Linked DNA regions of Mus musculus: all the other regions are linked to region 1. Evidence: chromatin loops called from intact Hi-C (ENCODE). Cell type or tissue: gastrocnemius. All regions are shown on one strand. Links, peaks and the distances in the headings refer to the core of each region. The heading gives the core; the rest is flanking DNA. Region 1 overlaps Spats2 (spermatogenesis associated, serine-rich 2). Region 2 holds the start of Prph (peripherin). Region 3 holds the start of C1ql4 (complement component 1, q subcomponent-like 4).

Evidence for each region. A loop is a pair of places that touch in the nucleus more often than their neighbours do. Peaks named below come from ENCODE experiments on the same cell type or tissue, not always from the same donor. Only the 100,000 strongest peaks of a DNase experiment are listed, where the experiment ranks them.
Region 2: it touches region 1 in a loop (2.2-fold over the local background); 12 of 42 quality-filtered maps call a loop at or near these places.
Region 3: a loop joins it to region 1, with 1.9 times the contacts of the local background. A loop is called at or near these places in 11 of 42 quality-filtered maps.

The regions. Positions count from the first base shown.
Region 1 is chr15:99,201,308-99,211,118 of GRCm38, reverse strand. It overlaps Spats2 (spermatogenesis associated, serine-rich 2), which reads right to left. Exons shown (of 13, transcript NM_139140.1): 10 at 5,412-5,521; 11 at 2,184-2,286; 12 at 23-237. Among named protein-coding and RNA genes, the nearest start is that of Kcnh3, 18 kb to the left of the region's middle. In gastrocnemius, for the core only: no CTCF peak of the experiment used is centred there; no DNase peak of the experiment used is centred there.
Region 2 is chr15:99,051,288-99,061,098 of GRCm38, reverse strand. It overlaps Prph (peripherin), which reads right to left and starts at 5,925. Exons shown (of 8, transcript NM_013639.2): 1 at 5,336-5,925; 2 at 4,935-4,995; 3 at 4,663-4,758; 4 at 3,941-4,330; 5 at 3,621-3,841; 6 at 3,482-3,531; 7 at 3,204-3,283; 8 at 2,121-2,497. The coding sequence starts at 5,892. The coding sequence ends at 2,429. It overlaps Gm41399 (a long non-coding RNA gene), which reads right to left. Exons shown (of 3, transcript XR_875655.2): 3 at 9,264-9,811. In gastrocnemius, for the core only: a CTCF peak has its summit at 4,534 (motif pointing right); DNase peaks (open chromatin) are centred at 4,555 and 5,420; H3K4me3 peaks cover 888 bases.
Region 3 is chr15:99,083,379-99,093,189 of GRCm38, reverse strand. It overlaps C1ql4 (complement component 1, q subcomponent-like 4), which reads left to right and starts at 5,462. Exons shown (of 2, transcript NM_001024702.1): 1 at 5,462-5,998; 2 at 8,257-8,436. The coding sequence starts at 5,462. The coding sequence ends at 8,436. Troap (trophinin associated protein) reads right to left here. Exons shown (of 14, transcript NM_030159.1): 14 at 9,781-9,811. In gastrocnemius, for the core only: CTCF peaks have their summits at 4,710 and 5,773 (motif pointing left); DNase peaks (open chromatin) are centred at 4,711 and 5,681; H3K4me3 peaks cover 576 bases.

The DNA of each region.
Region 1 (9,811 bases), core at 4,636-7,135:
GGCACGCTCAGAGCCAGCTTACCTCCCGATGAGCCTGGCAGGGCCGGTCACTGGAGTTCGTCATGGCTGCAGAGGCCTCTCTTGGGGCACAGTTTCTCTTGTTAGCACCTGGGAGGCTGGGAACAGAGGCATCAGGGGAGGAAGAAGCAGCAGAGCCATCACTTGGGCCACTCAAGGACACAGGTGCCACCAAGCTGCATCGAGAGCGGGTTGAGTAGCTGTTCTTTGGATGTGACACTGAAACAGAAACATGTGGACTATGTTGTGATCCTGTGATGTTTCACGATGAGCAATTAAGGAAAAGAACTATTTGCGGGATGTCCCGGTGTGTAAAGGCTGCACAAGCCTGGCCATGGGCTGTAAGGTCCAGAACCCGTGTGCAGTGGGGACAGAATCTGCTTCACCAAGTTCTCAAACCCCACTGCTTTGTAAAACATTCTTAGAAAGAGGAGTACAGATTATACCATACCCCCCCACACACTAACACTGACACTGACAGGGTCTCAGCAGACCCTTTTCCTAAACTCCTGGTTGTAGACTAAACCCTGGGAATGACAGGAAGGGCCCTATGTTCCAAGGAACAGTCCCGAAGGACAGACTTTGCAAAGCAAAAACAATGTAAACAATCAAATCTCTGCTGAATCCTTTTTAAATGCAGTGATGTAAGGGTACAAGAGTCAGACCAGGTAAGTAGAACTAGAACTTGTGCAGCCTGGTAGTGACGTAAGGTGACAATAGTTATATAAATAGAACTACATACAAATATGTTTATATGGTTATATAAATAGTACTTGTCTTTGCAGCAACCATGTCTTTCCAAGTTTCTTTCTGCTAAAATAGCCCCAAATTCAATAAACCAATATAACCAAAAATTCTTATTATTTTCAATTCAAAATGTTGTCAGATATCAATGGTTTAAAGCCTTCCTCGGATGTCCTCTTGGCTTGAAGCCTGGTCTGTGATGGGTTAACAGTCACCACTCTGAGGCCACCATTTCACTCTTTTGTGTTATGGTACAGCAGAGCAAGCAGCACTTACAGCCCCAGGGTCAACACTGAGAAGGAGAGGGGAGCTCGTTCAGAGCCTGATCTATTGTTAATGTCTGACTACAAACTCTCACTCAGAGGCCCTCTATGTTCTCCCCCTTAAAAGAAAGGTTTTATTTTGTGTGTATAAGTGTTTAGCCTGAATATAGACATGCACTATGTACCTGGTCCCCGTGAAGGTCAAAAGAAGACGCTGAATCTCTTGGAGCAGGAGTTAAGGATGGTAGTACTCTACCATGCAGGTGCTCGGAAGCAAACCTAGGTCCTGTATAAGAGCAGCGCTTATGAAGTGCTCTTAATCGCCGAGTCATCTCTTGAGCCCCATGATTTATTTTTATATGTGTATATGTCTCTGTGTGTGCAAGTGCCCACAGAGGCCAGAAGAGGGATGCCTGGGGCTGGAGTGATGGTGACTCATAGCTACCCAACATGGGCCCTGGGAACTGAACTCTGGTCCTTTGGGAGATCAGCAAGTCCTTTCAACTCCCAAGCTGCCTCCAGCCCAGCTCTTTCCCACTCACGGTGTCACCACTTAAGGGTCTCTTATGTGCCTAGTGAGACAAGAACTGTTGTGTCTGCTTGAAGGAATGAAAAAGGTCCAGGCTTCAATGCTGAAGCAGGTTTGCCCTGTTGCCTCGGGTGCCTGCCCCTCACACTGTTGTATCTCACACCTCAACTCAGCAGAACAGAATGGAAAAGAGTGCTCTGCTGGGGGCTGGGGACCTGGAAGATGGAGGCAAGAGAAGTGGGAGTTTAAGACCAGCCTTGGCCGGGTGTGGTGGCCCACACCTTAAACCAAAAGAAAGACCAGCCTTGGAGACTTAGCCAGGGCTACACAGAGAAACCCTGTCTTGAAAAGCCTAAATAAATAAATAACAAAAGAAAGACCAGCCTTGGAGACTTAGCAAGTTTGTAGCCAGCAGTCTAGACTCCAAAAGAACAAAAACTATCTCATACTTCAGGACTGGCAAATACTAGTCTTTACAGTCAAAGGGATTCCTATGTAGCCCATTGAGTTTTCACAAACCCAAGACAAGAGGCACCTAGGTGTGTGCAGTGGACAGGCCAGTCAGCACGTGTGCCTTCACCACAAGAGGACAGTCTCCTCAGCATCTAAGGTCTGGATCTCTCTCTCACCTTGTCCGAAAGAATCGATACTCTGTTTCAGAGTCTCCACATCACAGGTGAAGCGGGCTACCCTTCCAAGGTCTTCATCATATTTCCGCTCACTGACAAAGTGCTGGAGAAAAGAGAGAAAAGGTCCCAAGTGAGACAAGCACTGCACACAGAATTAAAACCACATCTAGAGATGGGAAAAGAAGTCTCTCTAACTTTCTCATTGTTACTGCTTTAAAGTTTGTTAGATGGCCATTCCATTACCGATACTGAGTAATCAGACAAATACACTCATTTTCTCAAGGGTCCGAAGACAAGCTTCATAGTTTGATGAAATGTTATAAATGGTCAACAACTAATGGTTATGACCTATAGGAATGGGGAGGGAGGGAGAGAGGGACGGGAGGGGAGGGGAGGGGAGGGGAGGGGAGGGAGGGAGGGAGGGAGGGAGGGAGGGAGGGAGGAAAATTTAGAGTAAAGAACCATCTCCCTACTGGAGCACTCTCCACATGGGACCACTTTACACAGAAGCAGAGGCAGCCTGTGCTCATGGCTCCCACAATGACCCCGTTAGGTAGATGGTTTGTTGTCCTTCAGGAGAAACCTCCTAAGAAAAGCCATATTGTCTCCTTATAAAATAGGACTTCAGAGTCTTTGAAATAGGAGCAATTTCTTGAGATGAAAAACCATTCACGTGGAAAGGCAAGGCTGCAAACGAGACATCTGTGCTGCAAGCGATTTAATCCTTTTAAAAGCAGACTGTGCTGACCAGCCCACTGGGCCAAAAGCTCACCATACTATGGAAAGTATGCGACAAGATCATGTCAGGAATGAGGCACCTGTAGGGACCTATGAGACAAACAGTGTCTCGGTGTCCGGCATCTTCCCTCTACCCACCCACACTGCACAGGAGGAGGCGAAACACCAAGTTCAGAGGTCAGAGAAAGTGGGCACCAGCTGAACTCCTTCCTGGAGCACACCTCCTCACTGGGAAGTCGATGCCCGCTTCAAACACATCCGAATTCTTGGAACGTATCCAGAAATACCAATAGGGAAAGGAGAGAAAAATTACCATTGAGATCTGACATCCTAAAAATTCTGAGCACACTGCAGCTTAGGAGAGCACACAAACTCCTTGTAATGGCGCTTTCAGATACAGAATATCTGCCTCATATTAATTCTGAAACAAATTCTAGGGTTTGTTGAGCCAAAGACATAATAGAAATGACAGAAGTACAATGATCTGGAAATAAGACGCTTAAATTGCACAGCACCCACTTCAGTGTGTTAAAACGTGGAAAGAAACAGATTAGAGTCTTAGTCAGCCCGCACGAGTATTTCTAGAAACCTTTTAGCCTCGTAGGAAGAGAACAGATGACGCCCAGGGGAGCCAGAACTCTCACCTAATTACGAAGGGGTTTCTGGTGTCTCCCAAGCAGCTGAATGAGACTGAGTGGCACCAGTGTGAGGGGGATACCATCCAGTGTCGCAATGGACTGTCGGGGAGCAGGAACGTCACTGACACTTTACACCTGCCGGCTCTCACACACCAATCAGTTCTCAGGGGAGGAGGGCGGGTCTGTGTGAACCCGGACCCGGGAGGGCCTAGCTTACCTTACCCCATGCCTGTCCCAGGCCTGCACGGGAAGCATTCCCCTCAAACATGGGAGCAAAGCCCATGTTTGGAAACAGCGGCGGTGAAAGGCTGAGGAATAGAAAGCCCCCTCTCCTGGCCCCGAAAGCTTCCTGTTTATAAATGACTTAGAGCACACTCTCCACGGGAACCGACAACAATCCAGCGTCTGGGGCTCACACACTTATTCTCAGAAATACCTTTTTTTTTTTTTTTTTTTTTTTTTTTAAGCAATTCATGTACTTTCCTTTATGTGTAACAAGTAATTGCTTGAGTCTATGTATGTAAACTTCATGTGTGGCTGGTGCCCTAGGGGGCCTTGGACAGAAGAGGGTGTTAGAGGCCCTGGAACTGAAGCCATAGATAGTTGTGAGCCACCGTGTGAGTGCTGAGAATTGAAGCCGGCTCCTCGGCAAAGCAGCAAGCGTTCTTAACCACAGAGCCTTACACACGTCTCCCTCCCCGCCCAACACACTCCCCCCCAAAGTTTATTTATTTTTATTTTATGTATATGAGGGTTCTGACTGCATGCATGTACATGTAGACTATGAGGCCAGAAGAAAGCATCAGTTACTCTGAAATTGGAATTACAGATGGTTGTTAACTGCCACGTGGGTACTGGAAAAGCAATCAGTGCTCTCAACCTGTGAGCCAGCTCTCCAGGGCTCCAAATATTATAATTTATAAAAGTTAAAAGATACCAGGCAAGCATGGTGCTCACATTCGTAATCCTTACACTCAGGAGGCGCAGGCAAGAGTGTCTGAAAGTTGAGGCTCGTTTGGGCTACACAGTGAGAAAGGCCTTAGACAAACAATAAAGGTATGAATGCTAAACTTCAGACGTGTTTATGAGGAGATTAAAATACAGTAAAGATCTTAAATTGTTAACATTTCTCTATAAAACAAGATTTGAGCAAACTGTTAAAAGCATGTGTTCTAAGCTAGTGTGCCACGGACTACTTAGTACTGATCACAGTCTAGTGAGCCAGACAGATTTGCCACCTAAAACTCTAACTTGCCATGAAAGCCCAATACAGAGGACATGACAGGAGTCGGGAAGAGGGGAGCCCAACACTGGCTCGGGGCAGATGGGAAACAAGCGTAGAGTTCTTTAAATGGGAGGGCCAGCAAGTGTCTGCAAATGGCTCGTTAACATGACTAGAGGAAGAACACAAAAGGAGCCTGGGGTGGCACAAGGGCGAGCCCAGCAGTCAGTGTAAGGATTACAGTGTTCATCCTAAAGTGTGAGCAGGTTTGAAGAAGGGACGATCAGGACAACTGGAAAGACTCAACCAAGCCTACCACAGAAGGCTAAGCAGCAGGTGACGGTGCTGAAGATCTTTATGGTGGAATGGAAACGAAAACAAGATTCAACAGCAAGTTCAAGGATGGGCAGAGTTTCCTGACAGACTTAATTCGAGAAACGCAGACATTTCCTAAGATTTCCTACCAGAACAACTGGATAGATGACAGAACCATTTAAAAGAAAAGTCTGGTAAGGGGTCAAGCTCAGAAGGGCAGCCCATGGGTTTAGGATGTTAGGTGAAGCCATGACTCCTGGAGATTTGCTGTGCTGGCTGGTCCAGAGAGTCAATGAAAGAAGAAGGGAGTTTCACCTTGATATCAGCCCTGAGTTCAACCAACTGCTCCTCTGACATGCGAACGGCCACATCTGTCATCTTCTTTAGAAGCTCCGCTTTCTTCTGCCGGCTGAGCAAGATTTCCACTGTGGAAGAAAAAGGAGTGTCACGTTTATGCTGCAGTTAGAGGTGCAGTGAGTACCTGCCTCAGAGTGTGTCCCGACAGTCAAGGGCCTAGCTGCCTGCCCACTCACGCAGAAACTGAAGATACCAGAGGCTCAGCTTCCAGCTGAGGGGTCTCTGAAGGTAGTTAAAAGACAAACACGTATGAATTACAGGACTTATAAAATCATCTCCCATTTCTCTCTCCTCTTCCTAACACCCCCCAGTCTGTTCTCAAGAAGTATACATATGAAGACAGAAATATGTATAACATTTGACACAAATTTCACCAAGAACAAACAGATACAAAATTAAAAGCAAAAGCATACCCCCCCACCCCCATCCCCCACTTCTGACTTTGTTGTCTCTGGTCAGAGAACCACTAACAACTTCCATTGCATAGTCCAAACACTGTCTCTTTATGTAGAGCACAGACCTCTCCCTCCCTCAAACCGAGTCTATAAGACACACCATCTTCTCTTTACCAGAGCCACTGTTAACCTGCTGTTCATGTCTCATTCGGCCGTCCACTCTACACACACACCCAATTAGTACATCAACTGATGATAGATATTCAAGCTCTTATACTCTTCTTTTTAAAAAAGCACCTGTTTCTACAGATATGGTAAAGAACAGATTAAAAAAATAAAAAATAAAAAAGTCCTCCCTAGGAAGCCAAGCTGGGAGCTGTCAGACAAATAAGCCGAGACACTTCACCACCAGCCTAGGAACTGATACCCAGCAAGGCTGTCCTGAGACAGCCTCTCACCCTGAAGCCCAAGCCTGTCTGAACGCTGCGCACAGGGCGGCATGTGATCTTCTGCCCAGCCCAGCCTTCCACACACTGGAATTACACACTTAAGCCATGATGCCCAGCTCTGTCCTGCAAGAGTTGGTCACTGTTTTCTCTTTCATTCTTTCTTTTGTTTCTTTTTCATTTTGGTTTTTCAAGACAGGGTTTCTCTGTGTAGTCCTGGCTGTCCTGGAACTCACTCCGTAGACCAGGCTGACCTCGAACTCACAGAGCTCTGCCTGCCTCTGCCTCTGCCTCCTGAGTGCTGGGGTTAAGGTGTGCACCACCACCGCTACCACCTGGTGGCAAGAATTCTTACTCTAATTCTCTTTTTCTGTGGATGTAACCTAGAGGAAGGGGACATGGTCTCTTCCTTTAGTTTATGGACCCAAGCCCCAACACGCCATCTCTGGCCTGATGAGAGCTCTAGTTATTCAGAGGATGTGGCCTTTCAGACAAAGGGACCAACCATTATGCTTTGAAGAGGTGGCCACTGACAAGAAATTGAGGTGTATCTATTCAATTTATTTAATAAATAACCTTTAGCTTTTTACCTTATTTTATACACATAAACACATGGGTGTTTTTTGCCTGCATGCATGTGTGTGTACCGTGTCTGGGCTCTCAGAGGCCAGAAGGGGGTATTGGAACTGGAATTAACAGATGGCTGTGAGCCACCATGTGGATGCTGGAAACTGGAGCCAGGTCCTCTGCAAGAACAGTACTCTTAACCACTGACCCATCTCTCTAGCCCCCTTTAAAGGGATCTATTTATTTTATAATAAAGAGGGTCACTGGGCAGCTGAAGCAGAGGACTGTGACAAAGCCTATTAAAAAGAGTAAGGCCCTTCTCCTCTTCTTCCTGTCAGAAGCCCCAGGTTAAGCCAGGTCTGAGCACTCATGCCTGTGACCTGAACATCTGGACAGCTGAGGCAGGACTGTGATGGCAAGGCTAGCCTGGGCCATATACTGAGTTCTAGGCTGGTCTCAGCAATACAGCAAGTCCCTGCCTTGAGAAATCAACCCAAAATGCACGAAATCAAAATAAAAATGTTGAGTACCAATGTTCCTGGGTCCACACCTAGTTTGGGCTTTGCTCCAGATGACATGGTGTGTGCCCTAGCTCAGCTTCAACACTGATGTGAGCGAGCAGAGGGTGGGCCCAACAGGAAGCTCTAGCTTACAGTGGTCGAGTCATGTGATGCTCACCCTTCCCTTACTGAATCCTTAGGAGTTATCTTTCGACCAGAGCACGCTGTAAAGGTGGCTAGAAAGGAGAGAGGAACCTGGGTCCCAATGTTACCCCTCTGACATTCTAATAAATATATAGTGATGCCCTGCTAATTATATATTAGTTATCTCTGGGCTTCTTCACAAGAGAACAGGAAATGCATTTACCTAGGTCACTCTATTGTGTGCAGTCAATTCCTAACTGACATATACAGAACTTTACACCCAGGGTCATGAGACAGCTAGCAATGCCGTGCTTGCTTTGTAAGACCATCTGAGCTAAAACCTCAGAAGCTAAGAAAGCCAGGTGCAGTGCACACATGGAGGCCAGATAGCCTCAAATGTGGGTTCTGGAGACTGGGCTCAAGCCCTGTGCCTCTTACTGACTGAGCTATCTCTGAAGATCAACACTCGCACTCGTCTTTCATTCCTTCTGTCTTTTTTTTTTTTTTTTTTTTTTTTTTTTTTTTGGTTTTTCGAGACAGGGTTTCTCAGTGCAGTCCTGGCTGTCCTGAAACTCACCCTGTAGACCAGGCTGGCCTCGAACTCAGAAATCCACCTGCCTCTGCCTCCCAAGTGCTGGGATTAAAGGCATGCATCACCACTGCCCGGCTTCTGTCTTCTATAGTACACTGTAGCTGTCTTCAGACACTCCAGAAGATGGAGTCAGATCTCGTTACGGATGGTTGTGAGCCACCATGTGGTTGCTGGGATTTGAACTCCGGACCTTCGGAAGAGCAGTTGGGTGCTCTTACCCACTAAGTCATCTCACCAGCCCTTCTTTCTGTCTTTTTTTTTTTTTTTTAATTTTTTTTTTATTACGTATTTTCCTCAATTACATTTCCAATGCTATCCCAAAAGTCCCCAATACCCTCCCCTCAACTTCCCTACTCACCCATTCCCATTTTTTTGGCCCTGACGTTCCCCTGGGGCATATAAAGTTTGTGTGTCCAATGGGCCTCTCTTTCCAGAGATGGCCGACTAGGCCATCTTTTGATACATATGCAGCTAGAGTCAAGAGCTCCGGGGTACTGGTTAGTTCATAATGTTGTTCCACCTACAGGGTTGCAGTTCCCTTTAGCTCCTTGGGTTCTTTCTCTAGCTCCTCCATTGGGAGCCCTGTGATCCATCCATTAGCTGACTGTGAGCATCCACTTCTGTGTTTGCTAGGCCCTGCTTTCTGTCTTTTAAAAAAGATTTGTTTCCACGTGTGTGAGTGCTTGCCCACATGTATCTATGTTGGCCATATGTATGCCCTGTGCCTGTGGAGAGCAGAGGAGGTCACGGCACCCCTGGCACTGAAGGTGTGGCATCTGTGAGCCGTCACGTGGGCACTGGAAGCTGAACCTCAGTTTTGGTGAAGATTGAGAGTTCCTAAGTGCTGAGCCAGCTCTCTAGCCTAACACTGATTTTCTTAACAGCTATAAAAGACCTACTTACGGGTTTACTCCCACCTGTCAATCACACCAACCTCAGTTCCTCTCAGCCTCCAGCATTCTGGGATTTCAAGTGCAAAATTACAGATTTCAAGATTGAGAAAATATGTTTTAAGGATTTAAAATTTTTTAAATTTAATTTTATATGTGAGTGTTTTGCCTGCATGTACACCTATGCACCGGCACGGAGACACACAGTAGGACCTACAGAGCTCAGAAGGGGTGCTGGATCTCCTGAAACTGGAGTTACAGGGGGTGGTGAGGCATCATGGCGTGGGTGCTGGGAACTGAACCCTGATTCTCTGGAAGAGCAACTAGTGCTCTTAACCACTGAGTTCCCTCTTCAGCTCTCAATAATGACTTCATACACATCACATGACTCAGAAAACCAACTAGGGCTGTGTGGTTAATAAATGGCTTTGTGATTACAAGCACTGGCTCAAGCAGAGGATCCAGGCTCGAGTACCATCACTCACATGGCAGCTCACAACTGCCCAGAGAGCCCACGCTCTCTTCTGGCCTCTCTGGGCACATGGGACACATGTGATGCTGCACAGACACACATGTACACAAAACACCCCCATACATAAAATGAAATAGTCAATTTTGGTTGACTGTGGGTCCCAGCACTTGGTAAGCAATACAGGTGGATCCTCTGTGAGTTCGAGGCCAGCCTTGTCTACAAAGAGAGTTCTAGGCCAGCCAGGACCCACAGTGAGATCCTGTCTCAAACAAACAAACAAACTAGAAACCAAACACATTTTTTTTGAGAAAAAAAGAAAACAAAAAGATATGATACTGGACAAGTCACATTT
Region 2 (9,811 bases), core at 3,206-5,705, 150 kb after region 1:
CTATCAAGCTGCCTGCAGATTGTACAACCAGGGCTCTGGCATGAACTGTCATCCATGAGGGGTAGACTTTTGGTGACCCAGCTGCCTTTGAGCTGTCCCTACTCCCATAAGTGACCCCCCCATTCATGCTCCTGTAAGTAACGCCAGCAAGCTCATTGGCTCACCACACTGAACCTTGGTGATATTGTCAGCTTGCTCAGTTATCAGCTCCATGGCTGGGATGAGTAGACATTTATCACATCTCCCAACTATATAGTGAGCTCAAAGGCAATCTGGCTTCTCAATACCGTGTCTAGAAAACAATAGCAAAACTAAACCAAACCAAACCAACCAACCAACAAACAAAAACGGGTAAGATGGACTCTAACTGAGAGAGGTTCCAATATTTCTTTGGGGTGGGGGCTCAGAAAGAAGAACATGGCTACAGCTCTACAGGGAGCTCTACTTGAACATGTTAACTTGAACCAACCTAACAAGAGGCCAAACCTACTTCATCTTGAGACCGGACTCTATCTTAAGAGAAAAATGCCTGAGAACTTGACCTGCAACTGAACTCAAGCTGCACTACCAGGAAGGACCCCATGGCTTGTCCTCAGCTTATACTCCAGAGCTACTTCCTAGCAACAGACAAAGATTAGTCTGGGGGCTGGAGAGATGGCTCAGCAGTTAAGAACACTGCTCTTCTGTAATGAGATCTGACTCCCTCTTCTGGTGTGTCTGAAGACAGCTACAGTGTACTTACATATAATAAATAAATAAATCTTTAAAAAAAAGATTAATCTGAATGTTTCAGGTGTACTTTCAGACCATTTGTGATTGTTCATGGTCTTGCCGACCCACCTGTCGGCTGACAATAGTCATCCAATTAGATGCTTGCCAGGCTGGACACCCCCCCCCCACTTTGCTCCCATTTCCTATAAAGCCCTGTCCCAGTGAGGGTTGGAGGCTGCTTCACCAGACTGTCCTGTGGGTCAGTGGTGAGTAAGCACAAACTTGAGTTTGTAATAAAGAGATTCTAATGTGACTACATCAGAGTCAGCTCCTGGTTGGTTTTGGGGGGGCTCTCAAATGAGATACAACAATAAGGGAAGGTGTATGGACAGTCAGCACATCCAGGGGGGAAAAAAACCCAGAAGTTGAGAGGGAGACGCCATAGTGGTGCGTGCCTGTAATTCTAGTACTGAGGAGACTGAGGTAGGAAAATCATTCCAAGCTTGAGGCTCTTCTGGGCTACAGAGTAAATTCCACATTGGCTCAAAAGTATAGCAAGCTCTTAGCTCAAAAAATGCCAGTAAAGTAATCCCAGCCCTCGGGAGGCAGAGGCAGGGAAATCGCTAAGTTCAAGGCCAGCCTGGTCTACAGAATGAGTTCCAGGACAGCCAGGGCTATACAGAAGAATGTTCGGTCTTAGCTGGGGTTTCTATTGCTATAATGAAAACACCATGATCAAAAAGCAAGGTGTGTTGGGGGGAATTTTATCAGTTTTTATTTCCACCTTGCTGTTCTTCCTCAAAGGAAGTCAGGACAGGAGCTCAAACAGGGCAGGAACCTGGAGGCAGGAGCTGATGCAGAGGCCACAGAAGGATGCTACCTACTGGCTTGCTCTTCATTGCTTGCTCAGCCTGCTTTCTCATAGAACCCCGGACCTCCAGTTCAGGGATAGCACCACCCACAATGGGCTGGGCCCTCCCACGTCAATCACTGATTGAGAAAATGTCTTACAGCAGGACTGAGACTCATGGGTCCAGATCTTCACATCTCTGCCTCCCAGTGCTGGGATTAAAGGTGCGTGCTACCACCACCCAGCGACTGCGTCTATCCTATTGGGCTTTGTAATTTAATGTGTGTGTGTGTGTAGGCACCCCTGTGCCATGGTGCTCAAATGGAGGAGGTTATAGACATGGTCGCACATATCTGTAATCTCAACACTTGAGGCACTGAGGCAAGATTGAAAGTTAGTTTAGTTCAAGGCTAGCCTGAGCTACACCCAAAGATCCTTTTTTTTTTTTTTAAGTTGAAAAGGAACAGAGAAGTTTGAGAAAACCCAACAGGGTCCACTGGAGTCGTGAGTGCCAAGAAAATGAGAGTCAGAAAAGAAAGTACCTCAGACCAACACAGTAAGGAGTTTCTCTCAGTAGCAGTTTTATTTGACTCAGAGTGAGTCCCACACTCTGGCCCACCCCACAGACCATGGGGTCATTCTTGAGTAGATTTGCTGTCCTGGGTATCTTTATCCACCTCTTACAAGGACAAGAAAGCTATGGGTCACACCTATGCATCGGGAAGAGGCCCAGCCTCTGGATCAGGCTGGCGCTTGCTTGGCAGGCAGGGGCTGTGGCATGCAGAGCAGGACTGGATACAGACTGGTGCTGGGGAGGGCCAAGCTTAGGAATAGGCTGAGATCAGGGTCAGAGCTCTGGCTGAGGCCTCAGTAGCTGTGGATAGAAGACTTGTCCAGGTCACTGTGCTGTTCCTTCTGGGACTCTGTCACCACCTTCTGGGGGCAAACCATACCAGGGGACAATCAGCACCACCCTCCCGAAAATCATCCTGTGTCCTGCCTGTCACAGCTTGCCAAGACTACAGTTTATACACTCTTCTGTTGTTGTTTTGTTTTGTTTTTTCTTAATGATTTATTTATTTTTACTTTATGTACATTGGTGATTGGACTGCACTTTATGTCTAAGTGAAGGTGTCAGATCACCTGCAGCAGGCGTTAAACACAGTTGTGAGTGCTTGGAATTGAACCCAGGTCCTCTGGAAGAGCAGCCAGTGCCCTTAATCCCCAAACCATCTATCCAGCATCCTTGTTTTGTTTTTCTGAGACAGGGTTTTTCTGTTGTAGCCTTGGCTATCCTGGAACTCACCCTGTAGACCAGGCTAGTCTCAAACTCAGAGATCCGCCTGTCTCTGCTCCTCACGTGCTGGGACTAAAGGTGTGTACCACCACTACCTGGCTATCCACTCATCTGTCTGGTGTTCCTCTCTGGCTCAGCAGGTAGAGGAACTTGTCACACAAACCTTACTGAGTTTGACCCCTAAACTCACAGCAAAGGAAAAGAACTGACTCCTGACAATGGCACAGGTACACCCTTCTATCTGGTGAACTTCTCAAGAAAAAAATGTACCCTCAATACCCAAGCCAGATTGGGGCTCAGAAACACTAGAAATGGTGGAGTTCTGGATCAAGCGGTTTGTCTTACCTCCCCATCCCGGGTCTCAATTGTCCTGATCAGAACCATCTTCTTGCTGTGGCTATCCTGGAGAGGCTCCATCTCAGGCACTGGAGAAGGCAGGAGAGAGAGGACACGGCAAGGGTTGGAAGTCTATCCTTTCAGGCTCCCACGCCAACCTTCTGAAGGACAGGAGCCTCAGTATATGGGAAGGAAGCAATCTCGGAAGAGCATATTCAAAACAATCAGAACAATCGGGGCAGGAGGTAAAGGAGATGCAGGCTGGAAGCCAGGCAAGGAGGACTCACCAGTCGTCTTTAAACTTAGAGAGGCAAAGGAATGAACCGGCACTGAGATCCTGAGGACAAAGCACACAGCCTGGTCATTCCCTTCGCCAGGTCCCAGTCCCTACCATCCCTGACCTGTCCCAGTAGCCTCGCCACTCACCGGCTCTCCTCCCCTTCCAGTAGCTTCCTGTAGGTGGCTATCTCGATGTCCAGGGCCATCTTGACGTTAAGGAGCTCCTGGTACTCTCGCAGGTGCCTCGCCATCTCTTCCTTCAGCTGTCGAAGCTCTTCCTCCAGCCGTGCTGCGCCTGCTTGGTACCCTCCAGCCTCCAGGGCGAACTGCTCTTCCAGCTCCCGCAGCTGTCTGAGCAGCGCCTCATTCTGGGGAAGGGGAAGAAGATGCGGGCAGTCGGAAGGGTTTTCAGCATCCATCCACTGCCGCCCCCCCCCCCCGCCCCCAGACAGCCTCACAGTGCTCACCGTGCCTCGCAGCCCATCCACCTCGCACATCAGACTCTGGATCTGACGTCGAGACTCGTTCATCTCTTGCTTGGCCTGGCGTAGGGCCTCATGGTTGCGGTTGGCGGCGTCCGACAGGTCAGCATACTGCGCGGTAGCAGACAAGCCCGGCTGGGATGCGCACCGCCATTCCCAGTGCCTCCCCACCCTTGGTCCCCCAGGGTTCCCCCAATGCTCTCGCACTTTCGACTTATACCACTCCTCTGCCTCCTGCAGATTCTTTGCCGCGATGTTCTCGTACTGTGCACGGATGTCCCTCAGCGCCGCCGTCAGCTCTGGCTTCACTGTTGCCTCTACCTCCACCTGCTGCACCTGCTGGCTCTCTACGCTCACCTGCAGGTCTCGAAGTTCCTACGGGACAGGAAAGGCGGGGGTTGTGAATAGAACATTAATTAATTAATTAATTAATTAATTAATTAATTAATTAAAAAGCTCCCCTTTTTCTTGAACAGAAGGGGGTGCTAGGGAGTGCACCCCCTCTGAATTCTGAGACCTGAGCCCAAGTTGCCCTTAAGCCAGTTGTCAGGTTCAGGGTGTAGTTACCCCTATCGCCAACAGGTGGCGCATGGGTGGGAGTCAAAAACACCTGTAAAGGGTGGGGTTGTCATCACAACGCATCCCTGTTGTCTGCGCAGCTTCAGCGAGGTCTCTCCCAAGCCTTCCCAGACACCCCGACCACCCACCTCTTCGTGTAGCTTCTTGAGGAACTCAATTTCATCCATCAGAGACTCAATCTTGCGCTCCAGTTCTAGGCGGGACAGAGTGGCGTCGTCCACGTCCTTCGCGAACGGGAATAGGGGATCAATAGGAGGGCTCCTCAGGCCAGGGAAGGGCCAGGTCTTCCCTGTCTGTCTCGGAAGCACGGAGTGGCCTCCCTTAACCCACCGATGCCACCCTGGAGACGCAGCTGGGGGTGCAGCTGGGGTGTTGGGACTCGACGTGACCCCTCACTCACCTTACGGAAGAGCACCAGGTTGTGCTCCGCATCCTCCCGCTTGCGGGTTTCTTCTTCTAACCTGACAGGCAGAGTGGGAAGATGCTGAACTGCGGGGTGACCTCCCAGACCTCGTGCCACATCCAGCACCCCGCCCCCATCTGCTTATGCAGCTGTCCTGGATCTAAAAGGAGGGATTCAGTCTGCCCGTCTAACGGACTAGGAACAGAGAAGGGAGTCCCCTTAATGTCTGGTCACTTCCGCTAGGCTCTCGGAGCAAAGTGCAGGGAGGGGGCTGGCTTGGATGCTGCAGGCTCGCCCTGGGGTTGGCCAGCCCGGCCACGCCCTAGGGCTGTTGGATCTGGAGGGGAAGGCAGGGGGAGCGAAGGGAGCGTCTGGCAGGCCCGGTCCTGCCCTCTGACCTCTGCTTGAGCGCCGCTAGGTCCTCCGCCAGCCCGTCCCGCTCCACCTGCACCCGGTCGCGCTCCCGGCCCAGCAGCTCCAGTTCGCGCCGCAGCTCGCGCAGCTCCTGCTGGCAAAGCTGGTCGGCGCGCGCCGGCTCCTGGCCCCGCGCCTGGCTCAGCTCCCCGCGCAGGGCTGCGTTCTGCTGCTCCAAGAAGCGCACCTTCTCGATGAAGTTGGCGAAGCGGTCGTTGAGCTCCTGTAACTCTTGCTTCTCGTTGCTCCGAGTGGCCAGGAACTCTTGGTTGAGGGCCTCGGCCATGGAGAAATCGAGGCGCTCCGAGGGCAAGCGCAGTGCCCCCGCTCGAGGGGCACGGAAGCTGCCCAGCCGCGCCGAGGAGCTCGGGGACCCCGAGCCCAGCAGGCGGCTGCTGGAGAAGCGAGAGCTGGACGAGTAGGAGAAAGCCCCGGGGGACAGTGAGGGCGGCGGCCCAAAGGTCCGGCGGTACGAGGTGGAGCTGATGCTGGACCGCAGGCCCGACGAGTGATGATGGCTCATGCTGGCGGAAGATGGCATTCAGCGCTTGGCAGAACTAGGCCGGGTGGCAAGGAGCTGCAGACCGATGCGGGGCGGCTTTATAGCCCTGCGGTCTCCGGGGAGGGGGGGTGGGGGGCCACGACAGCTCCTCCCACTGGCCTGACTTCAGCCTTGGGCTGTGTGGGGAGGGGGATGCCCCACCCTGCAGAGAGAGGACACCACCCCTTCCCTCTCCTGGTTGCTGGCACCCTGCCTGCTTGATTCCCCCTTGTTGCTGGCTGAGATCCGGGATGTGATGGAGGTGGGCTAAGGTCTACCTTAGAGCATGCATCCAACGCTGGAGCCTAGAATGGGAGGACATGGCTTGACCTGGGGTGCCCTCTCAGAAGAGGGGGTAAAAATTAGGGAATATGAGGACCTGAGGAAAAGGGCAAGTTTTGAGCAATGAGAAGTGGGGTAGGTGGAGGGAGAGCTAACCTGGCCTAAGCCAGGGAATTCGTGCCTCCTCCTGTCTCCTGAAACTGGGGTTCTCCTTTCACCTGTTGTCAACTGCCCCCCATCATTGGCCACAACCGAGGGCTGAGGCAGAGGGAGCTGGGGAAGAGCTTATCTCTGCCTACTCCCCAGGGCACGGTAAAGGGCTGGTGATTGGCGCCAGCTCTGCAGCTAATGGACTGACCAGCTCTCCCACCCCCACCCCCGCCCTTGGACCAGCAGAAGTTGCATGGTGATGTTTCCATCTTAAAGACACAGCCCCCAAACTCGGACGTAACACCCACCCCAACAAGAGTGGGCACCTCACAGGGTGCTGAGGATGTCGGGGTTCCAAGGGTCTGTGCCATGAAAGGGCCTGTGAGGTGCCCACTCTTGTTGGGGCTGAGTGGGCCTGTGGTACACTTTCAGCCTTTACTGGATTGGTGCCCCCTCCACACCATCTGCTGGGCAGTCACGGGCCTTACGGGAACCAGAGGAATTCCTGAAGTAGGAAGGGGAGGGGGGTGGGGGATAGCAGCTGCCAGGGCTGAAAGACATATAGACTAGTAGGCACCAGTCTCCAGTGCAGAGGAGATGCAGGTACCCAGACATGGTGCAGATAAAGGGAGATGAGATGGGAGAGATACCCAGCCACTACAGCCTGTTAGAGAGAGAAGTCCTCCGACAGGTCCACAGATAACTTGCCCAATACTCACTGAGCCAGCTTTGTAGAGGCTACAAATATGCATGTGTGCACAGACATGACAGGAATACACAGCTACACCCCTTAACAGCGCCCCCACACCCCAGTTAGCAGAAAGGCTGGTGTCTGACCTTTGTGTGACACACTACTTCCAGAATGCAGCACAGGCAGTCCCAGGAGTGGACAGAGGCCGTCTGGATTCTCTGCAGGAGAAAGGATGCTGAAGCCCTTTGGGTTTGCTGAGAGCCATGTGTCTGCTACCACTGGGGACCCTGGGACTCTCAAACAGGATGAGTCTACCTCAGTTGGGTCCTGAGAAAGAGACGGGTGTAAGAGAAGAAGGCTTGGGGTTCTAGGCTGGATGCCTGACTGGGATAAGGAGGATGGCTCCCTGCAGACTGCAGAGCAGAGAACTCCCCCACCTTCCGTGTGTCCTCCGAGATGGGTCAGAGCCAACGCCCAGTGCTGGCTTGCATCCCTAGGCTTCCGTTCCTCTCCAGGCCCCGCCTTCCTTCCAGGCTATTAGTCTCTCCCAGCTCGGCTGCCAGGTCCTGCTCTTTGATGGATCTAGTTTGGTTGCTAGGGGGATGAGAAAAGGGGGGTTGGGGAAGGGAGAACAAGGCGAATAAACCAGAGCCTGCCACACCCCAGTTGTTGCAGTGGAGAGAGGTACCTTTCGTCAGACCTGGGCTGGGGTGGGGGGCTGGTGGGTCAGAGGTGAGTATGTAGAAGAAGCCTTGGCGCCTTGGCGCTTTCAGGGCTCTGAACAATTGCTGCCTTTGGTCTGGAGCTGCACCCAGGCCAGTTCTTAGAGCAAATGATGATCCCAGAGGGCTGGAGCCCAGTCCCCAAGAGCCTGAGCCTCTTCGCACAGGGAGCTGGTGGCAGAGCTGAGCCTCTGAAGACAGCTGAAGTAGAGGCTGGGCAGAACAGGGGAGGTTCTGGCACTAGGGCGTTGCAGATGAAGTTTCTGTCCTCCTCTGCCCCTTTTGCTTAAGCCCCTAGCTCACTCCCAGGAGGTCTTAGAAGAGAGGGGACCAGAAAACTTCATAGGAGGGCTCTGCTCCTGTGGCCTGAGGAAGGCCAGCCTGTGGGGGGACACAGCAAGGCAAAGCAGAGAAGGTTTCACTCCTAGTGGTGAGGAGCCAGGCTGGGGAGCTCTTGGAGGAGAAAGACAGAGGAGAAAAAGCCACAGGTAAGATTGCCATAACTGCCACCCTTTCCCAAAGGACCCGTGCCCTAGAGAACGACCCTCATTGTTGGCCTCTGTTTCCTGTCAGCAAAGCATCAGAGGGCTAAATATCGGAGGGCTCTTAACCTTCCAGAGGCTGTAATCCTTTAACACAGTCCCTCCTGCCGTGGTGACCCCCCCCAACCTTAAACTCATCTCAATGCTACTTCAGAAATGTAATTTTACTACTGTTGTGAACGGCCATGTAAGTATCTGATATGCGCTTCCTGTGGGGATTGTGGCGCACAGGCTGAGAAATCACTGTGTTAAATGAATACATATATGTACATGCTTAACACATACATGGTAAAGGCTGAAAAAGTAACAGGTTTTATTGATGGGTTTTGTTTTGTTTGGTGGTGGTGGTGTCTCTCAAGCTGTCGGCCTCTGGGGCAGGGAGAATCTAGGATTTTTTTTTTTTTTTTTTTTTTTTTGGATTGTTCTCACTGGTGGCTTAGAGTAGTGCTGGATGCCAAGTGGAAGGAGCCAAGTACCAGTCAGCTAGTGGCTGGAGGGGAAGGTAAGCCTGTCCTTCCTTAGTGTGCTGGGACTTGGGGGGTGGGGGGGGGCACATGGCTGTTCAACCTAATGAGCAGCATACTTTGGGCTTTTTTGAAAGGTGTCTTAGTCAGGGTTTCTATTTCTGCACAAAACATCATGACCAAGAAGCAAGTTGGGGAGGAAAGGGTTTATTCAGCTTACGCTTTCCACACTGCTGTTCATCACCAAAGGAAGTCAGGACTGGAACTCAAGCAGGTCAGAAAGCAGGAGCTGATGCAGAGGCCTCCGTGGAGGAATGTTACTGGCTTGCTTCCCCTAGCTTGCTTAACTTGCGTTCTTATAGAACCCAGGACCACCAGCCCAGGGTTGGCACCACCACAATGGGTCCTCCCCACTTGATCACTAATTGTGAAAATGTCTTACAGCTGGATATCATGGAGGCATTTCCTCAAGGGAGGCTCCTTTCTCTGTGATAACTCCAGCCTGTGTCAAGTTGACACACAAAACCAGCCAGAACAAAGGGTCTGCCCTATTTTCTTTAACCGTAAACGGGAATGCTAACAACAGCGCCCATATCGTATCATATCATTAGGAGAATCCGATGAGTTATAAAATGCTAGGCACTTAGTGCTTAGCCACTGCTGTTTTCTCTGCTTCTGCTCCTGTGGTTGCCCTGCAGATTTACAGAGAAACAGCTGTGTGCATGCAAGGAACTGTGGGCCACCAGCAACGGAACCAGTCAGTTATGTGCTGGGGACTCGAAACTGCATTCGGAGAGGTTAGTGGCAGGCTACCGGTCTGCAGCTGGACTCTGGCGAGGCCGAGGAAGGGGCAGCACACAGAGGAGAGAGTGTAATACATTGACTGGGATTTGGCTCAGTCTTTTATGGATGGCAAGATTCCCAAGATATTTCTGAGGATGTGGGTAGCTGAGGCTAAGGTGGCGTAAAGGGAATGAATGGTTCTGGAAGCAAGGTCAGGTCACCAGCCTGAATACTTAACAGCTACAAGACCCAAAGTGAATTATGTCTTCTTTATTTTTAATTTCT
Region 3 (9,811 bases), core at 3,529-6,028, 120 kb after region 1:
TTGCCACATTTCATTAGCCAGAGGCTGGAGAGGGCCAGAGGTGGTGATGGGGGCAAGGGGTGGGGTTGCCAGCTCAAAAGGGGGTGGAGAGGGTGCAGAAGACTAGAAGAGGAACCTCTTTTGGATAAGTGCAAAGCTGCGGAGAGAAGCCAGCTCTCTCAGGCCTAATAAGCATTTTGGAAGCACTCTCTACTCAACCCTCGCTAGGGAGCGAGGAACCCGCTCCCAGGCCAGAAGAGGGTTTGAACCAAAGGCTGTCCAAGAGCTCTAGGCCAAGGGGTCTGACTAGCTGATGAGTGAAAACCTTGGCTTGGTGTCTGCAAGTGCCCTCTGAGCCTTTGATGCAAACATATAGTCGCCAAAAGGAAGAAAAAGGCGCACTTAAGTGCGGCCACCAGCTTTTTGAAGTCAGAGGGAGTGAGTTTCGGGTTTTTCCTTGGAAGGCAGTTAGCAAACCTTCCCCTGACTTCATCCCTCCTTTTCCTGTACCCCCTCTGATATCTGAACCATTCTTTGTAACTAACTTTGGCCTTCTGTTAACTTTGTAACTAATATTGGCCTTTGGCCAATATTTTAACCTTGGTGGGGGTCAAAGTTGACAGCCAGGGCTCAGGTTGGGAAGTTAAAGCCTGGTGCTGTATATGTTAAGACCACTTCTGTCTTCACATGTAGATTGTTGGGTCCCTATAAACAACTGGCTACCTACCCCTCTTCAGTTTCTCTCTCCTTTGCATCGACGCTAGTATCATTGTCCCTTTCCCAAGCCTAACTAGGAATATCTCCTTACAGGGTGGAAACTGGACAAACGACCTCCCAGTTCTGGACCTCAATTTGCACATCTTTTACAGGCGGGGATAAAAGCCACCTCTCAGGGATGCAAAAGAATACGATGAGGACTTGCGTGGCCAAAGCCTTGATGCAAAATAAGCCTTGATTTAAGATAAGCACTTAATGTTATCTCAAGGGGCTGGAGAGATAGCTCAGCAGTTAAGAGCACTGACTGATCAAGTTCAAATCGCAGCAACCACATGGTGGCTCACAACCATCCATACAGCTACAGTGTACTCATATACATAAAATAAATAAATAAATCTTTTTAAAAAATAATGTTGGGCTGGAGAGATGGATCAGTGGTTAAGAGCACTGACTGCTCTTCCAGAGGTCCTGAGTTCAATTCCCAGCAACCACATGGTGGCTCACAACCATCTGCAATGGGATCCGATGCCCTCTTGAGGTGTGTCTGAAGACAGCTACATTAAATAATTAAATAAATAAATAAATCCTTTTTAAAAAATTTATAAAAAATGTTCTCTCCAGTCCTACGCAATGCCCCGTGTTCAAAGATGGACAAAGTCCTTTCTTTTGTACACATGCATCTAATGCCAGGCAACCCAGCTGCTTCTAGCATGTGTGGCCTCTAAAATGGAACTAAATGGAACTGAAAGCCAGAAGGGGAGGGAGAATATAATTCTCTACTGGTCCTGAAGAGGAGGAAAGGAAGGGGATTTTGATGGAACACCAGCCAGGTGCTCTCTCTCTTCCCCTACTCCCTCCCCAGATGAGGAAACTGAGGATTGCACAGTGATGGAAGCCACACTTTCAGTTTTTCCATCCCTTCTGTTGCCGACCTCTTCACCCCTTCTTTTCCCTAGAGGGCATCTGGGTCAGTGACAATAAGTATGAGAGAAAGAACGAAAAGAAAGAACCTTCAAGGAGCCAGGACCTTTCTGCTAGACTTAATAAAAATTTAACACGAAAACTTCTGCAGAGTAGAAGGCACATAACACATGCAAATCATATGCTAATCACATGCTAATTTAAAGTCTGGCCCTTGGAGCTCTGACACACACCTTGACTATATAGCCTTGGGGGAAATTCTGGGGAAACCCTTGGGTTCCCAGAAGGTAAGGATTCCCCTTAGGATCTTGTTACAGAATTTATGTTCCGTTTGTTTGTTTGTTTGTTTGTTTGTTTGTTTTTAGGGTCAGAGAGAAATTGAGTGTATAACCTGAGATTAGGATCATTGTAAATGCAGAGCCCTTGGTAGAGGTTGGCACAGGATTCAGACTGGAGTTTGGTTAGGAGATTGTGGAAGTCATCCCTCCTCACCTGCTTCCCACCAGTCCTGCACCCTGTTTCTGAGTCTTGCTGTGCCCCTGGATGCCTACTTCCCATTCTTAAACTCACCGCCCACCGGAACCTTCTAGCTTGATCCCCAGAGAGGCTCTAGGTGAACTATTCCTGACCCCTCCCCATTTCCCAGCATTCTCTCACAGATTTTGGCCCCGGGAAGACCTCCTGGATTAGCCCTAACTGGATACCTTGGACAAGTGTGACAGCTGCCGGGGAAGCTATGAGGTCCTGGTGAGCTGGCGGCTTCATTCCAGAGCGTGGGGAAAGAGCAACAGAACATGAATAAATTCATAGAGCTGGCCCCTTGGCTCCCTGTGAGCCAAGCCTGCTCCCCCTACACACACACACACACACACACACACACACACACACACACACACACCAAACACAACTGCTGCCTCCTCCTGCAGCCGGGCTGGTCACCGGTCACGCTGCTCACAGCCTGGAGTGGAGACAGCAGAAGGATGCTCTAGAGAAAACCTGGTATCTGAAAGGGGTTAAGGTGAGGGGGTAAAAAAAAGGGGGGGGGTGTTGGGAACTAGGATGAAGAGCTGGACAGAGAGGCCTTCTGCTGAATGGAGAGAGAAGAATGTGGGAAGAGGGAAGAGGGGTGTCAGGACTTGGGGTGGATGAGGCCTGAGGCTCTGCAGGGGAGACTGGTGTGAACCGGGGCCTTGCTCTCTCTGATCCATCCATCATGCAGCCTGGGGGAGCAGATATGGCATTAGACATGCACAGGGCCGACATGGCCCTCAGCCCCCCGAGGAAGACAAATGGTGACAAAGACCTTGAATAAAATTTGTATTTATGGAGGAGGAGCCCTTCCCCCACTGGCTGCCAATCCAATCCCTTCTCTACCAATCCTTACAGGCAGGTTGGGCCCTCGGCCCATCCCCAGCCCCAGCCCCAGCCCCAGCCCCAGCCCCAGCCCCAGCCCAGCCCCAGCCCAGCCCAGCCCCTTCTTTCTCCAGATTGAGAATGAAGAGATGGGGGAATCCAAGGAAGGTGTGCAGGAAATGAGAGATGAAGAAATCACCTTCGACCCGACAACTATGCCCTGGTGGGCATGCCTTGTGCCCTCCACATTCCACACTCTTGGTTGTCCCTGCTCTCAGAGGCCTCTGCTGCTGCCTCCTGCCAGGCCTCCAAAGATCCTAGATCCTTCAGTGTTCACCCTCGCTCTCCCAGCTTCTGACCCTCTATCCCCTGAGAAGAGGCAGCTACTGGCGTTCCCTGTGCATGCTGCCTGCCCAGAGCCAGTATTCCTTCCTGGTCGCTCTGAAAGCAGGCATAGTCACCTTTACAGGCCATAGTCACCTAATACCTAATCCATATTTGAATCTTGTTACTATGCACAGTCAACCAAACATCCATTATCTGGGGCCTGATTTTTCTAGATTTTTCTCTAGTTAATAAACAGTTGGGGAGGCCAAAAGGAGCCCAGACTGGGGCCGATGAAGACTGGTCTGGGGCAAGACAGAGGCTGTACCAGTCTGGGCAGAGCAAGTGAGATTAGCTTTCTGACTTTCTCACCAGGCTCCATGGGCTTCAGTCCTCAGACAGGATAGCTGGCTTCTGTGGGTCCTGGATTTCAGTACTAAGACAGAGACATACAAACACCCTCTTCAAGCAGCCTCACATGGGTACACAAAGACAGCCCACAATCCACAGTCCTACTCACCCAGGGACAGCAAGGCCAGGATCGTATGGCCCATCCCACCACACACCCAGTATCCAGCACTGTCACAAAACACAGACCCATAGCCTACCGCTCCGCTTGCAGAGCTGCCCCGCCCCCGCGTCTTCTTCACAGTTGATATGTCACATTGGAGTCCGAACACGGACCTGGGTGTCTCTCTGCAGCGCGCCATTTACATTTCTCTCTCGATCTGTCAACCTGTCTGGGCTCCCTTCTCTCTCTCTCTGTCTCTGTCTCTCCCTCTCCCGCTCTGGGGCCGTCTGTCAGTCTCTTTTCGAAGCTTTGTCTCTCTGTCTCTGTTTCTGTCTCTGATTTCTCGGCTGTCCGTTTCCTGCTCATTCCCTAGTTTCTCTCTCTCTCTCTCTCTCTCTCTCTCCTTTCATTTCTCTCTGCTGCTTCTGCTGCTATGTGCTATGAGACACCCCCCCCCCCAAATTCATAGAGGCCAGGGTGGGAATGACAGATTTGCCTTTTCCCAGACTGGTCAACAAGTACCGATTGAGCCCTTTGCCATGTTCTGTATTTGGTTGGGGGCACCGAGGGACGTGTGATGGCGAATTGCTATTTATTTCTGTTTTCTGTTTGTTATATATGAGTCCCCCTTGCCCCTTGTTTAGCTCTGCATTCCCCCTCTGAGGTTTTATACGTATATTGTAGCCTGACCCCTGTTTACCCCATCACTGTGTTTATCTTCCTTTAAGCGCTGAGAATACCAAACTCCAGCTACAGGGTGAAAGTGAGGATACATACGGTGAGGGCTGAGAATCGCTGCAGAGCCCTGGGAGCAGGCAGGGAACCTGGAGGCCCGGGGCTCGGCGGAGAGGTGGGGGGAGATGGCGCGGCCTGCCCCGCCCCCGTGCTTCCCGCTCTGGGCGCCAGGGGTCGCTCCGCCTGCGGCCGCTTATAGTGGCTCCTGCCGCGCAGCGACTCACACCACCCGCACTGCTGCCAGGGAGGAAGGTTAGGGACGCAGAGAGGGAGAGCGCTTGCTGGAGAGGGACGCCTGGCTAGGGCTCTGATGAGGGCTGCGGCCACCGCGGCCGTAGGAGGCAGGTAGTGCTTTCCACGAGCTAGAGTGCAAAATCTCTGACGAGGTCGCGTCCAGAGAGAGCCCCCCACCTCACCTCCCGCGCCAGCTCAGAGCCTGGGACGTCGGGAGAGCGGGGAGAGGTCCCCGGTCTAGCCGGGAGAAATCAGCGAGGGGAGCCCGGGACCAGGCACAGCTGTCCGCAAGAAAGCAACTGTCTGGAGAGGTGGCATCTTAGACCTGTGAGAAACCAGCCGTCCAAGAAGCTGCAGGTTTCAGGCGCCCTGAATCATTAGAACTGCACCCGAGGGTAATATCAGACTGTAGGTTCTGAACCCTCAAGGGCTGTCCTTGGCCCAGCTCACGGGGAGATCGCCACCCTGACAGGCGGTTTGGGGAACAGCACTGCTGTCACAGAAGGAATTCGCCGCGGCAAGGTGGTCCGGCACAGCCGTCGGGAGATCCAGACCGGGGCCCGAGCCCGCGGAGAGCCCCGGGCCCCCGCCACCATTGCGCCCAAAAGTGAGGAGGATTTGCTGGCCCTGGCCGCGTCACGGCTGAGCCGCCGCAAGCGGGTGGCGGGCGCAGCCGTCGGGGTGGCCATGGTGCTGCTGCTGCTGGTAGCCATCCCGCTACTGGTGCACAGCTCTCGCGGACCAACACACTATGAGATGCTAGGTCGCTGTCGCATGGTGTGTGACCCCCACGCATCCCGAGGCCAAGGCCCCGACGGCGCGCCCGCCTCGGTGCCTTCCTTACCTCCAGGTGCCAAGGGAGAGGTGGGGCGGCGAGGGAAGGCAGGCCTGCGGGGGCCACCAGGACCCCCAGGTCCCAGAGGGCCCCCTGGAGAGCCAGGCAGGCCAGGACCCCCAGGTCCTCCTGGCCCAGGCCCTGGAGGGGCAGCGCCCCCTGCCGGCTATGTACCCCGAATTGCCTTCTACGCGGGTCTAAGGCGGCCTCACGAGGGTTATGAAGTGTTGCGCTTTGACGACGTGGTGACCAACGTGGGCAACGCTTACGAGGCAGCCAGCGGCAAGTTCACCTGCCCCATGCCAGGAGTCTATTTCTTCGCTTACCATGTGCTCATGCGAGGCGGTGACGGTACCAGCATGTGGGCCGATCTGATGAAGAACGGACAGGTGAGGTTGCCCCTCTACTTAGCCCCAGATCCTGCTAATGACTTCCTAAAACTCCCCGCGCTCAGCTCACAATCCAGCTTCTCCCCTGAAACACTATCAGGGTATCCAAGACTGGCAAGGTTACCAAACTTCTAATGTCACTCAATTTAGTCAAAGAGGAGGAATTGGGGGGGGGGGCGTCTGGAAAAGAAAATCACCTGACAGGACAGTAGGCTGAGGTCAGAGCTAGAACTCAGGACTCAAAGGCCCCAACCTCCACGCTCCAACCTCCGACTGTAGCCTGCCAAATCAAATGTCCGTGGCACCTTCCCCAGCCCATAGCTTCTTCTTTCTTTCTTCCTTGAGCTGCCCTCTCTATTGGGGTGGTCTTCCCAGTCAGTGGGTTTCCTGGCCCTGGCATGGAACAAGCTATTAGAGAACCTGGTTTCAGGGAATGGAATGGGATCTCTTGTTTTGGGTAGTGGCAGTCTCCCCCCAGGGGAAGTCATTCAGCTTGAATTTTCAAAGAGAAGTGAAAGGGGGTGGAGGGGAGAAAACACTAACTGGCCTCTCTACTAGATCTTATTTGTTTATCCCCAGGACCTGGAGCCAAACCTAGACCAAGCTTTCCTCCCAGTTAATACTGATTGTGTAGGCAGATGTGGACAAGGGTCTCTGGCTCCAGGGGCTATATAAGTGGTGGGGTAAACCAGATTGGATTTGGAAAAGCTAGGAGACAATGGACAGGAAGAAGGGAGGCCTGGTCTTTGGGGCCTAAGCCCACCCTGGGAACCTCTCAGATTCCTCTAGGTGTTGCCCCAGTGGGGAGTCAAAAAGCATTGCCACCTAAGATTTGAGGGGATAGCACCCCCAAAGACCCACATATTTGAACAAGCAAGATGCCATAGGGCTGAGTGGAGAGAGCTGCCTGTACTCTGCAGGATGAAGAAGGTTTGGACTGAACAGTGACCTTTGAATGTTCCATGGGAGGGGTGGGGCCCTGGTGCATCAGGCCTACTGCTCAGGATCCCTTAAGCCTTAAGCCTTGAGCCCTGCTAGATTGCTGAAAAGCTCTCGGACCCCAAGAGGACACCGCCCAGCCCACCTTCTGCTTCAGTTTCGGGGTCTGTTCCTAGCAAGCCTTCCCACCGGAGGGTGAGGAAAGGGAGTTGCCAGGCTATGCAAGTCTTTATGGGGTTGATAGTGTTTGCAAGGGAGTGAGTGTCCACAGGATCCAAGTGTCTCTGTGACCGTGGAATGCCAGAGTGTGAGCAGAGCTTGGTGTCTTCCTTCTCGTGGCATCAAGTAGGTAGACTCAGTCTGTGCCAGGAATCAGGGTGGAGTGTGGCGGTTTTAGAGGGGGTGGTGCGGTGCAAGCTCCCATTCTGTATTCCATGGAGCCAACACTGCGGGCCTGGGAATGGTAAATAATGATTAGAATAATGATGAATAATTAATGATTTAATAACCAGTCCCGATGGGATGGAAACTGGGGGAAGGGGCTGGTGGTGTGACTGCTGCAGACCAGAGATCAGAGACCAAAGGCAGTCCCTCACATGGTAGGGGACCAGGTGACACTCCCCAGGGAAGCCCAGGAGGCCAGAGGGAAACAGTTCACTTTCCTACTGGTACAACACAGGTATAGCATAGGTGTAGACACGTTTGCACCTCAGGAAAGCTAATTTAGAAATTCCAAGACAACATAGAATCCTAGAAGTATCCTGAAAGCTTTTCTTTTTTTGGGGGGGGCACAAGAATAGCAATACTATATAACATTTTCTATATACAGAACATGGCTCTGAACTCCACAAGTAATTTACTCATTTAATCTTAACCACCTCGTGAGATAGGTTCCATTATTATTACCCCGTATTGCTCTAGTAGTGGCCCAGAGAAGACAAGTGTGTGCCCAAGACATGCCAGAGAAGCTCTGTGAACTCCTAGCCCAGTGGCTCTTCCTAATGCTGAAACTCTTTTAATACAGTTCTTCATTTTGTAGTGGTCCCCAATCATGAAATTATTTCGTTGCTATTGCATAACTATAATTTTGCTAGTTATGAATCATAATGTAAATATCTGATATGAAGGATATCTGATATATAACTCCCAAAAGGGTCAGTTGAGACCTACAGTTGAGAACCGCTCCCCCAGAACCTAAGCCATCCTTGCTCCAGCAGCCAACCAACTCAACCCCTTTGGTCACTTCAGCTCTGCACAGGGCACAAGAATCAATGGGTCTGGTTTTTTTTTTTTTTTTTTTTTTTCTCTTCCCTCACTAGGTCCGGGCCAGCGCCATTGCTCAGGATGCGGATCAGAACTACGACTATGCCAGCAACAGCGTCATTCTGCACCTAGACGTGGGTGACGAGGTCTTCATCAAGCTGGACGGTGGGAAGGTGCACGGCGGGAACACCAATAAGTACAGCACCTTCTCAGGATTCATCATCTACCCGGACTGAGCCCAGCACCTTACTCTCATGTTCGTTCGCCCGCCCCCTCGACCCCTCGCTCTAATCCGCACCCACCTCCTGCTAGCCCTGCCCAAGGCCCCATCCTTCAGAGCCCGCAGTCTCTCCCGCTCCCCAGGCCACCTAGGCGGGGGCGATTGGATTCTTGGGGCTCAAGGGTTTTAAGTGGCTGGGGGAGTCAAGAGTTGGGAAGGCCAAGATGAAGACAGCCGCTTAGGGAGGGACTACCTTGGGATCCAATGAAACCGGCCAGAGAGAGAGAGAGAGAGAGGAAATTCGAGCGTGGCCCTCCCTTCTGCCTGGAACTGGGGGAAGCTTCACTAACGGAGATCAAAGTCTCACCTCTCACCGGGGTAAAAAGGGGCCGTCCTAACAGCTTGGGAGGGAAAGGGCAGAAGAGAAGGAACCTGTCTAGGTGAGAGGGGGACTCTGGCACAGGTTAGATACAGACCTCAGCAGCCACTCTTTCCCTTCCCCTCCCCCATCTCCATTTTTCAGGCTCCAACCACCAGCGGCCTTCCTGTGAACTGGAGGAGCCAAGGACTTCCTTCCTAGCATTAAGAACCCATTTTGTACAGTCCCCATTCCACCCCTCTCCAGGCTAGGTCCTGGAGCTACAGATCATGTCACTTCTCTCAATAAAGTGAGGTTGGAGATTGTGTGTGTCTGCCTACCTTGGTACAGAGGTGGAGGGAAGGCAGGGGAGTGGCTGGCCCTTTGCCTGACGCCCTGAAAGGCCTCTCACTCTGCTTGTCGATCTCAGCAGGGCGATCTATCTCTGATCTATGCAGTTAAGCCTGGCCAGGCTTGCCTCTCCAGAAAAGGAGCACCACAAGGGAGGACAGCAGAGGAAGGACTCCCTTCAGGGCTCCTGCTGCCCTTGCAGGTGGAGTGTGGAAGACCCTGCATAGGAAAAGAATCCCAGCCACTTTCCCCCCCCTCCCTTAGTGTTGGTTTATTTGTGGTTTTTCTCCTTTTGAGACGGGTTACAGCTTTTTGCCCAGGGTTGCCTCCAGCTCTTGGGTTCAAGAGATTCTCCTGGCTCAGCCTCCAGTAGCTTAGCCACAGGTGCCCAACTGAGAGGTCTAACAGCGGTGTTCTAGATGAGGGAATACCTGGTGGGTCCCCTGGAGTGGGAGCGATCTCAGAGGGAACAGGTTCCGTAATTTCCCCCTAACCCACGCACGAATTTCCAAGAAGGTAGGCTGAACAGCCACTTTCTGGTTGGACAACTGCTGAAGAGGAAGCCCACGGTCCTGAGTGCTTAATCTCCTCTAAATTGGAGCACACTGCCACCAAGTGGGCCACCGGAGACCAACAGCACTGGCTGCCCCATTCAAACACAATTTATAGAAACTTTATTAAA